Linked DNA regions of Homo sapiens: region 1 is linked to region 2. The links are chromatin contacts, found by Hi-C or POLR2A ChIA-PET in ENCODE. All regions are on one chromosome and are shown on one strand. The core of a region is the stretch at or near the end of the contact, and the rest is flanking DNA. Distances in the headings are between cores, read along the strand shown. Region 1 has its middle 110 kb from the start of DDIT4L-AS1. Region 2 holds the start of H2AZ1-DT (H2AZ1 divergent transcript).

Region 1 (5,726 bases), core at 3,173-5,672, 130 kb before region 2:
CTATTTTTAATCTTCCCAGGTGTTTTCTCCTTCATTCCCAAGCTCCTTTGCAGCTGGCTTTAAATTTTTGCATTGAGTCATCCTTGAATACATTTCCTAAATATACTCTAATCAAAGTAGCAGGCTTCCTTTAGTATTTCAGCCAGTCTGATATAATTCTAACAATATAGACAACAATTTCACTCCTCTAACTTGAACAATCTTCTATCTGCAGCTTTATTGAAAAATCCCCTCATGTGTAATTTACCAGCACTTTCTGTTTAGAGGTGATGGTAATAGGCCTTATTCAGGGAACCAAAACTGAACAACTCCCAACACTAATCTTTTACTGGAGTTGAGTCACATCTTTCTATATTTCTTTTGTGTAAAAATACCATGAAAAATAAAATGACTGTGAAAGAGAGAAAAAATAATCAAGAGCTGACTATATTTGTGGTGTTTTCCAACTGTGGCTTCTACATGACTTCTTTGTTAAATTACCTTGAATCATATTGTCTTTAATAATGATGAAATGGTAATAGAATCATAGCAAATATTTATTGAGTGCTTACTATATGCCATGCAGAGCCATCAAAATAAAACACTAAGGAACACTATGCTAACCTAATACTGTAAAACCAAACATACTAGAACGCCCTATGTTTGAAACTCATTGTGTCTGGCAATATACACTATGTATATATAAATGACATACAAAATCTTCTACCAGCAAATTGGTAAGCATGAGTCATAAGATTTCTTGAGCTCTTCTGCTTTCACATCCAAATTTTGATATGTGTTATGGATACTCTTCCTCCTCACTTGAGTTTCAGATTGTTAACTCAAGCTACCTCCTTGGGTTTTCACTGACTTATTTCTTAAGTGTCTTTCATCTAATGCAACTCACAGCCAACAGACTGTGAGCTGATAAGCAACTCACAGCCAACAGACTTCATGCAGCCCACCTGGCTTTGTGACACTGTCCACAATACAACTTCAGAAACAATAAGCGAAAATATTAGTATTGATAAATGATATTCCCACTCATATATACATATTTGTAAAACCCTGTCCATGTTTTCTCTTGCCTTCAGGTCTCTACACACTCTGTTCCCTCTGTCTGAAACCTGCAGCCTGCTTCTGCCTAGCAAATTCTGAACCATCTATGACATCTCATCTTTCATATCTCTCTAAATCCAGGTATCTAGTCAGTAACACTATTGTATAGCATTTACCATACTATGTTATGAAAGTGCTATACATTTGTCTGTAATGCCCAATGGATTATAAGCTTTAGAACAGTGAGGACTGTGTCTTCTCTATCAAAAGCAAGAAAAATAAGTATTCATGTTCATATATATTTAAAAATGTATTGACTATTTATTATAGACCTGGACAATAACTCTGGAGGTATGCTTTCAGCCTGATTAATGTCCTGCTATAAGTTGCCCAATTCTCAAACATAAACCACAAATTCTGCTTTTGTTGCAAAAGCAACAGCTATACAATCATGTGGATATAAACAAAACCAACCTACCTATCCCAATTCCAAAATAAATTAACAGTTCTGGATTTCTTGCCATCAATTGTATCTTCAGTAAGTAATTTGTTGGAGAGAATGGTAGAATTATGGTAGTTTATTCATGTGATAATTTATTTAAATATATAAATAGACTGACCATGTTTCTTATCTGCTCAAAACTTCCAGTGATCCCTTAATATCTGTAGAATAAAAATCCATATTTCTGAGGTTGATATTTAAGGCTGGTCATAATCTTGCACCTTCCTACCCTTCCAGCCCTTTCTTCCCAACCCATCACACACTCAGTATTCTAGGCAAATCAATGTTATTCCCTAATATCTGCAATCTTTGATCATAATGATAATAACCAACCTGCAAAGAGTCGTCATTATATGCCAGCCCCTCTTCTAAGTGCTTTACATATGTTAACTCATTTAATCTTTACAACAACATTGTTAGGTGGCTATCACTATTAACCCTGTTTTAGAAATGAAGAACTTGAGGCACCTTGCTTAAGGTCACACAGTATGTAGGAAAGTCTGGCTGTGATCCCAGACAAGTTTAGCTCCAGGGGAATATTCTGAATCATTATGCTCCCTGCTTCCCTATTCTCTTACTTCTGCCTGTCCCCACCTCTGCATTTCTGAATCCCATACACAGCCTTCAAGTCTCAACTTAAATGGCACTTCCTCTACGAAGACTTCCTTGATCTCCCACTATCCTTGCTTCTCCTGAAATCCCCTAGCCTCTTGCCAATATTTAGTTTCTAATAGAGCTGACTTTCTAACTTGTCTGTATTTCAATGTATTTGCCTTTGCCTCACCTGAGGTAAGCTCCTTAAAGTCAGAAGCTTATTTCATTATTGATCTTTGTTTTAACTCCAGTACACACAGTTTGTAGTTTCATTCATAACAGGTATGTCATAATTTTTTTTTTGGAAATTGAAGCAAAAAGTAAAGAGGCAAACAATGAAAAAAGAATGTGATAAATGGATTATCCTCTGATAGTTTATTATATTTTAATACCATATTCAAAGCCACTGAACACATTTGTCCGAATAAAATAAATTCTAATAAACTGAGAAAACTATCTAAGACTTTTCTTCTCCATGCCTCTGTATCATTTTTCCCAATCACCCTTTTGTTTTTCTTACAAATATCTACCTTAAGCACTATCCTTAAGGACTGAGCTTAAATGTCACTTCCTCCCAAGGCCGTCCTTGAGGCTGTCCCTATAATAACCCCAGGGATGATGACAGATTTATTCTGTACCTCCTATGGCACTTCTGCCTAACATTACATAATCCATCGGATTGTATTGAGGTGTTTACTTGACTTCTTATTAGGCTGGGAATAGAGGGCCATGGACTTCATCTTTATGTGGCTGGAGGAATTAGCAGAGGAACCCTGTCCCCACACTTACAGCCTTTAATCAGAAAAAAAACCCATTGCTAAGTATAGACTATAACCTAGGCTGCACCCATCCCAGAGTAACAAAAAGCTGCCATTCTGTACTACTCTGGTGGTTATGAATGCCTAGAGCTGCTCTGGGCAGGATTCTCACTAATAAAGAAAATGTTCTTACTTCAATATCAGTTTAGACCTTACCATCTCTGAGAATAACATTAATACTTTCTCTTAGAAGCCGTTGCTTACATTATAGGTTAGCCAGTACTATGGTTTGAGTTTTTATCCCCTCCAAAACTCATTTTGAAATTATTTGCCTATATGACCAAATTAAGAGGTGAGACTTTTAAGAAGCCATGAGAGTTCCACCCTTGTGGGTGGGATCGGTGCCCTTGTGAAAGGAAAAGTTCGGCCCCCTCTTGCTCTCTCTCACCCTTACACCTTCTGCCATTGGATGGCACAGCAAGAAGGTCCTCACGAGACGCTGGCCCCTCTATCTTGAACTTCCCAGACTCCAGGACCATAAGAAATTTCTGTACTTTATAAATTACCCAGCCTGTGTATTCTGTCATGGCAGCACAAAATGAACTAAAACATCCAGTAAAGGAGCCAGCAGGTCTGCAATTTTGCTGGTGGGAGTTTTAAGAAGGAAACTCATGTTGAGGCCTCCCCTGACTAGAGGACTACAGCCAAACGCTTCCTTCACCCATACATCCCATTTTCCCTTAAAGCGTAGGCTTTCCTGGGATTTTTGTACTTGGCAGAGGAGAGGAGAGCTAGATTTTTTTACACTAAGAAGCTTGCTTGAGAAAGGGTTGTTTTGGCTGGGTATGGTGGCTCATGCCTATAATCCCAGCACTTTGGGAGGCTGAGACAAGAGTATCACTTGAGCATATGATTTCAACAGCAGCCTTGGTAACACGCTGGAACACTTGTCTCTACAAAAAAAAAAAGTTTTAAATAAAAAATGGTCAGGGATGCTGGTGTGCTTGTAGTCCCAGCTACGCGGGAGGCTAAGGTGGGAAGGTTACTTATGTCTGGGGAGTTGAAGCTGCAGTGACTCATGATTGTACCACTGCATTTCAGTCTGGGCAACAGAGTGAGACCCTTTCAAAAGAAAGAAAGGAAGAGAGAAAGAAAGACAGGGAAGAAGGAAAGAAGGAAAGAAGGAGACAGAGAAAGAAAGATGAAAGAAAGAAAGAAAAAGAAAGAAAGAAAGAAAGAAAAAGAAAAAAAAGAAAAAACAGGTATTTTTTGTGGGACAAGGACGAAGAAAAGCCCAAAATACCCTGAGAGTAGGCATGCTATCCCCTGGCAGCTAGGGTGGCTGGGGAGTTGTGGTCTAATTTCTCTGAGATTCAAGATAAAGTACAGTTGAGCTAAACTGTCTCTTCTAGTTGTAATTTCCTCTGCTTTCATTCTCTGATGTGGAAATTCCCAGTCTCAGATAGTGCTTTAGGGCTGCTGAAGACAGTGGGTGGTGACAGGAAAACGCAACTTGTGCCACCCCTCCATCTTTGGCCTCAGTGGAGAAAAGGTGTCAATGGTGCTAAGTGGTGCTGAGCTTCAAGTGGTATTGCAAGATGACAGGGAGCAAAGCTGGGGTAGCGGAAGACCCATGATGCTAGAGGAATAGCTGAAAGCAGACATGCACACAATAGAGTAATACAAAAACTTTGAATTTCTCCAAAGGAAAGGAAAGCACCACTCCCTGAGGACAAAAGAGAGTTATAGAAAAAAATCCTACAATAGACATTCAGTAAATGTTTAATACCAATCCAAAACCCAAAAAGAAATATTTCTACTGCTCTTCTGAAAGTCAAAGACAGAAAACTTGGACACTTGACTAAAATAATTCTTCATATAGTGAGAAGGAGGAAGTATAGTTGAATCTATAAGAGCTGTTCTCTAGGCAATGCTGTCCAATAGAACTTTCTGCAATATTGAGAGATTATGGATTACACTCTATGTCTGTGCAGTCCAATATGGCAGCCCCAGCCACATGTTGCTATTATGCACTTAATATGTGGCTAGTACAATTAAAAATTAAATTTTAAATTTTAATTAATTTAAATTTAAATTAAATACATGTGCTGATAGCTACCATATTGAACAGTGCAACTTTAGACTCATGCTGACTTAGATTTGATTCCCAGCTGTACCTTTTACAACTCATGTGCTCTGAAGTAAGACAATAAGCCTTTCTAAGCTTTAGTGTCCTAATGTGTAAAATGCAAATATTAATAACACACTCTTTGGAGAGTGTTGAGCATTAAATAAGATAATGCATATAAGTGCTTAACAGTACCTAGTACAAAGTACATGCTCAATATATGTTAGTAAATTATTTAACATCAAGATAGATGACAGTAATATGAACTACAAGCTTTTTTATCAATTGGAATAACAGAAGAATAGTTATTTTAATAAAGAAAGAGTTGCTCTCTGTTCCATTGCCATATTTTATTTTCTTCATAGCACTACCATTCTCTAGAAGTTATATTATTAATTTATTCATTTACATGGTTTTTATCTCTTTGCAATGCAAGAACAGTGTATAAGTTCCCAAAAAAATTTTTTTGTTATTGTTCTTCCTCTTCTTTTTCATAAGCCCAGTATCTTGTTAAGCACCTACCCATGATAGGTTCTTCCTAAGCAGTTACTGAGTAGATTAATAACTTAACAAATTAACCTAATCTCATTCTGACCTTCAAAAAACCTTAGGGATACTACTCCTTACCAAAAGAGAAAAGAAAAGATGCTTTTTCTCCCACAATGGAGAGTGCATAATGAAAGACTAATGATGGAAAAATATAGGA
Region 2 (6,171 bases), core at 2,860-5,359:
ACCTCAGCCTCCCAAATTGTTGGGATTACAGGGATGAACTGCCACACCCCAAATGCAGCTTATTATTATTATTTTTTCTTGAGACCAAGTCTCACTCTGTCACTCAGGCTGGAGTGCAGTGGCATGATCTCTGCTCACTTCAGCCTCTGCCTCCCAAGTTCATGCGATTCTCCTGCCTCAGCCTCCTGAGAAGCTGGGATTACAGGTGCATGCCACCACACATGGCTAATTTCTGTAGTTTTATTAGAGACAGGGTTTCACCATGTTGGCCAGGTTGGTCTCAAACTCCTGGCCTCAAGTGATCCACCCGCCTCAGCCTCCCAAAGTGATGGGATTATAGGTGTGAGCCACGGCGCCTGGCCACACCCAGCTTACGTTGTGAATATTTTTGATCCTCAGTTGGTTGAATCCATAGATGTAGAACACAGGAATACAGAGAAGGAGGACCCACTGCCTAGGCAAATACACTATTATTTAGGAAAAAAATTTCAACACATGGACTCCCTTCCCCTGCCCTGAAAATCCTAAAGATCGATATTGATATCAATAATAGATAATAAAAGGATATGATAAGAATCTTGATTTTTTAATTTTAAAACAATAAATTTCCAAAAATTCTGAGGACTAATGTATGGAAAAAGTAAATTAGTGCTATATTAAAAGCATGATCTTTTGTTTTCCTGAAATGGCAGTGGATCTGGGTGGAGTAGATTCTGCTGATCTTTGTCATCTATTCCCTGCATTTGTGAATTGTTACCTGTGTGCAATCTGTGATCATGAGAAGTGCAAAGCTGGGCAATTTGGAATTTAAATCGATGGCTTTGGTTTTATCAACACTGAATTAAACACATAGGCTTCTCAACCTAAACAGAATTCAGGAAGGACTATGGCCTCGGTGCCAAAAATATTATTACATCACTCTACATATTCTTCGCACTTAACGAAACTCTTTCACAATTCTATCAAGTTGGTTTATCTGGTGTTACGAATCCCTATTTAATAAATGAAACTGTGCCTCAGTGTTTTACATACTTCAGGCCATATAGCAAGTAAGTGGCTACCCAAACTCAACCCTCATTCTTTTACTCTAGTTCAATATTTTGCATAATACCACACTGGAACTCAGTTATTCACAGCTGTGTGAATCCTTGAAGGCACATATTTTTCCTAGGTGCCCTAGGTAGAGAGAACCAAGATTCTAATGTAGATTTCCTGATGAAAAGAATTTTGCCGCCATTATCGATCTAGGCTAATATCCTTGGAAATAACTTGAGAACTTATTCATATTTTCTTAAAAATACGTTTTTAAGGCAAGATGTAGTTGAGAAATTTATAATTCCCAATTGTAAGACTCTCAAATTCTCTACATAAAAAGACAAGAACAATAGTAGTTAACATACATGCTAGTGTTTCAAAGGAGATAGCAACTAGTCATGGAAAATCTGGCTTAGTTAGGAAAAGGCTATTAAGGAAAGTGTCAATAATAGTGGGTTCGCCTACCTCATCTGAGGATTTTTTGTTGTTTTTTCGAGACAGGATCTCAGTTTATCACACAGGCTGGAATTCAGTGGCACAATCATGGCTCACTGCAACCATGGGCTCAAGTGGTCCTTCCACCTCAGCCTCCCGAGTAGATGGGACCACAGGCAGGGGCCACCATGCCTTGCTAATTTTTGTATTTTTAGTAGAGATGGGGTCTCGCTATGTTGCCCAGCCTGGTCTTTAACACCTGGGCTGAAGTGATCCTCTTGCCTTGGCATCTCATATTTTTTTATGGTGAGAGAACTAATTGGGTATGGCATTAAACAAAAGTAATTACATAGCTCTGGCTAAGTACATTATATACATGCATTACTATTAACACAGGAACTGGAAAGATAAACCAACAATATTAACATATTTGCATCATACCTTTTCTGGGGGGGGCAGGAAAAAGAGTAGGAAATCATCATACCACTCTGAGAAAAGTGCAGAAAGTAATACTGTCCTGTTCTCTGAAGGAAAATTATTGAGTTATTAAACCAATTTTGGATTTTAGTTTGGATGTTGGAAGACTTGGTTGTGTATACTTTGGGCAGGTTTCAAGCTTGCTGCTTCCAAATCGAAGAAAGAAAATAAACCAAATAGCAAAAAAGATTTAGAAATAAAAGATACTTTATTTCATCCCTCTCCAGCATCCAATGTAGAAAATAATAGCAGTTATTTACTGAGGGCTAACTACGTGCCAAACACATGCTACTATGTACATTGCATACCTTTTTCCTTAATCTTTCAACCATGTGAAAATAGATGATACTATCTTTTCACAGAATAGGAACTCGAAGCTCAGAAAGATTAGTAACTAAGATGACACAGTGAGGAGGAGGCAGAACAGAATCCATCTGTACTTGCTTCTGAGTTCATCCTCCTAACCACTATTCAGCGAGGCAACAGTAAATTCCCTTTATGGGGCTTCATAGCAAAGAGCTGGCAGAGTATTATCTAAACTAGAGATGGCATTAATGTTGGTTTTTTATATATCACAAAGCTTCCCTGGAGCCATCGTTAACTATCAGGTTTCATAGCTTAATATATCATTATTATATTATCAGTAGGAAAACGGCTGAAGTCTTGCTATCGACGACATCATAAGAGTTCCTTGGTTCCAAGAAATAATAAACCTCAATGTCAAAATTGTTGGGAAGCTCTTCTCTAGAATTTATCTCACAGAAATTGGGAGGTCCTCTAATTCGATAAAATCTTTCAAATTGAAACCCAATCTAAAGTACTTCAGAGTATATGTTTGTTGTTGTTGTTGTTGAGAAAGTCTCGCTCTGTTCCCCAGGCTGAGTGCAGTGGCGCAATCTTGACTCACCACAACCGCCGCCTCCCGGGTTCAAGCAATTCTCCTGCCTCAGCCTCCAGAGTAGCTGGGATTACAGGCGGGCGCCACCATGCCTGGCTAATTTTTGTATTTTTAGTAGAGATGGGGTGTCACCATGTTGGCCAGGCTGGTCTTGAACTCCTGACCTCGTAATCTGCCCGCTTCGGCCTCCCAAAGTGCTGGGATTACAGGTGTGAGCCACCATGCCCAGCATAGAGTATATGTTTCAAAATGTTCGTCACATTGAAACTATTCAATTATGTTAAAAAATGTAATACACTAAAACACTGCAAATGAGATTGAGACACTACTGTCCCCAAGCAGCTGGAGATGTACATAGGTGTTAATAACCTACTAGTTGGAAGGATAGTACTGTGTGTACAGTACCATTACTTTAACCTCATCATTTGCAACTGATTGCATTGCATGGACCCTCTAACTGCCTGAAAATCATGTCAGAGTTACTCCATCGACATTTGCCGAACATTTGTCATGTGGCAAAATACTTACTGTAGAAAAGTTGACACATAATAGCTCTGAGGTTTCACTAAATGAGCTTTACACACCAGGCTACAGGTACAACCCATTGATGTGTAGTCTCCAAAAAATATGGTTTATGATTTGATTAAAGAATACTGCCTCGCCAGAAGCTCCCTAAGTATAGACAAAAAGGGTTTCGTGACCAGTGAGGTGACTTGGCTTCACCGTTTGCTGTCACAGAACTATTCCGTGGAGGATTTCATAAGTAGTGAGGGAGAGGTGGAAGACCCGGCTGAAAATAAAGTGGGAGCAGCGGGTCGTGATCTGTTGGTGGCTGGGGACTCGCCTAGACGGAAGAAACACGGAATCTCTACTAAGGCTGTGGAAGGCGTCAGGGCAAACCTCAGACTCCTCTCACTGGACGCGTTCGCGCCACCTGTCAGACGGGAGGAGCCGCCAGGGATTGAGAGGGTAGGGAAGGGGTGTCCGGGGCCCCGGAAAGCGGCTGCGGGTCGCAGGTCTCCGCCCGAGAGGCGCTGGGAATGGGGCTGGGAGTGGTGGGGGCGGCGTGCTACATACCGAGGAGACTTCACGTGGTCTCTAGAGCCCTGCTAGGGGACCCGGGACGCTACCGCGCGCCCCTCCCCTGAGGTCTCAGCTCCTCCTCCCAGGCACGTGATCGCAGCCGGCTGGTAACTGCGCTCCTGCAGCGTAGCTCGCTCTGTTTCTTCCCTCCCGCCGCGGTGCCCTTCTTCTCCCCCGTTCCCATCCCTCCGCCTTCCCCCGCCTCTCCCCCCACGCCCCAATCGCGGCTTGAGATTAGAAGCGCCCGCCCCTCCACCCTTTTCTTCGCTTGCTCATTGGCTGAAGTCTCAAGGACGCGTCCCGAGGGCGGGTGGCAGCCATTGGTGGGATGAGCAATCCGAGTTCCCGGATGAGGGAACATTCTGCAGTATAAAGGGAGCAGGGAAGGCGGGAGACAGCGCAGTTTGAATCGCGGTGCGACGAAGGAGTAGGTGGTGGGATCTCACCGTGGGTCCGATTAGCCTTTTCTCTGCCTTGCTTGCTTGAGCTTCAGCGGAATTCGAAATGGTAAACTTCGCAGAGACGCTCGATGACTCCGCGGGTTTTTGCCGGCGAGAGAAAAACCCGTTACACAGAGGGATGGGGGTGAAGTGGCGACGGTTGGGAACGCGCGGAGACAGGATTTAGAAGAGTGGGGGGAGGTGTTTTGTCGGCTGCTAGCGGAGCAGCCTCGGATCTCGCGGCGGGCGGCGACGGTTGGGTGGCGCGCGCAGCGCCGCTGGGGGCCGGCGGGCGGAGGCGCGCGGCCGTGGCGAGCGCGCGGCGGGGGGCGAACGGGCGGGGTCGCCCCTGCGGCGCGCCGCGGGCCGGAGACCCCGGCAGGGTGCGGGGACGCGCTCGCGGCGGGACGCGCCGCGGTGGGGGATGGGCGCGCCGCCTTGGTAATTCTATATTCTCCGTTCCTCCTCCGCTCGCGGGCGTGTGCGCGCCGCAGGCTGGCGGTAAGGCTGGAAAGGACTCCGGAAAGGCCAAGACAAAGGCGGTTTCCCGCTCGCAGAGAGCCGGCTTGCAGGTCAGTAGTTGTTCGTGCAGTCTGGGAGTCATGATGTTTTTCTTTGCATTTCCTTTTTTGTTATTCATCGCTCTCGATGGGCGTTTTGTGTATGCGTGGGTGATGCGGTGTCGCGACTTGGGCTGCCCATACGATAAATATGGGGGGGAGGAATCACGTGTTTCGATGTCGGGACGCGTTGCTGCGCCCGTGCCCCTTGCTTTGGCGCGCATATAATTTCCCCATCTCTAGTTCTCATTTTTGTGCATTTATGTTTGTGTATGCTTAAAATTTAAGTTCCCAGTGGGCCGTATTCATCGACACCTAAAATCTAGGACGACCAGTCATGGACGTGTGGGCGCGACTGCCGCTGTGTACAGCGCAGCCATCCTGGAGTACCTCACCGCAGAGGTAAATGGGTGAACGCCTATAATCCGGAGAAGGTTTGGGGGGCGGGGAGGCGGCAAGAGGGAAGGAGGAAAGTGATGCAAGAAAACTCCCAGGCCCTGAACGCGGCGAGAGGCCTAAGAGAACGCTAGAGGGAGCTGGTGTTCAACAAGGATCCTACTGAGCTTGAGTTCTCTGCTCTTGGAATTAAAATTGCGTGCCCCCTGTATATCTTGCCAGTCAGATAGTGAGGAACGATTCCAGTTGGTAGATCTGCGTTTGTGAGGGTTTTATTCTGTTCTCTGAATCTTGGCCAAAGGAAAGTTGGAAGGCAACTGACAGATTCTGCCTTTTAGGTACTTGAACTGGCAGGAAATGCATCAAAAGACTTAAAGGTAAAGCGTATTACCCCTCGTCACTTGCAACTTGCTATTCGTGGAGATGAAGAATTGGATTCTCTCATCAAGGCTACAATTGCTGGTGGTGGTATGTTAACTTCTAACATTTTAAAAAATTTCTTCAGAGGAAGGAATTTTTTGCTGCTTTTAATTAGTTTTTCCAGGAGAGGAAATTTAAGTATATTTTCAATGATGGAAGTATGGTTGTATCATGAAATTTGATTTATATGTATAACTCAATGAATTTTTACTTCATACTTGAGCTGCATGTTTTTAAAGATACCTTTCAAGTTGAACAGTATACACTTTCTTGGTTTCAAATACTGTGATTTTTTAAAAAATCTTAAGTAGAATTAATTCCTGTCACTCTCCTAGGTGTCATTCCACACATCCACAAATCTCTGATTGGGAAGAAAGGACAACAGAAGACTGTCTAAAGGATGCCTGGATTCCTTGTTATCTCAGGA

What was found. A loop is a pair of places that touch in the nucleus more often than their neighbours do. ChIA-PET counts read pairs that join two places held with the same protein, here RNA polymerase II (POLR2A). Pooled maps may share reads with other maps.
Region 1: a pooled map shows a loop between it and region 2 (2.2-fold over the local background). The contact joins the enhancer-like site here to the promoter of H2AZ1-DT in region 2. A Hi-C loop is called at or near these places in 5 of 168 maps with a recorded cell type or tissue (IMR-90, MCF 10A, PC-3 and 2 more) and 12 of 50 pooled maps. POLR2A ChIA-PET finds 5 or more read pairs at or near these places in 9 of 52 experiments (H1, HEK293, MCF 10A and 5 more).

What each region holds. Positions count from the first base shown.
Region 1 is chr4:100,078,072-100,083,797 of GRCh38, reverse strand. No RefSeq gene overlaps it. Among named protein-coding and RNA genes, the nearest start is that of DDIT4L-AS1, 110 kb to the left of the region's middle. Within about 2 kb of position 4,422, at least 2 of the 41 ENCODE cell types and tissues checked have a DNase peak (open chromatin) inside an H3K27ac peak, as active enhancers do.
Region 2 is chr4:99,948,432-99,954,602 of GRCh38, reverse strand. H2AZ1-DT (H2AZ1 divergent transcript) reads right to left here and starts at 4,109. Exons shown (of 4, transcript NR_125923.1): 1 at 3,923-4,109. It overlaps H2AZ1 (H2A.Z variant histone 1), which reads left to right and starts at 4,328. Exons shown (of 5, transcript NM_002106.4): 1 at 4,328-4,435; 2 at 4,863-4,940; 3 at 5,217-5,330; 4 at 5,663-5,792; 5 at 6,080-6,171. The coding sequence starts at 4,433. The coding sequence ends at 6,141. RefSeq lists silencers at 3,738-3,947, 3,988-4,037, 4,698-4,747, 4,828-4,917 and enhancers at 3,859-4,463, 4,408-4,497, 5,538-5,587, 5,069-5,674.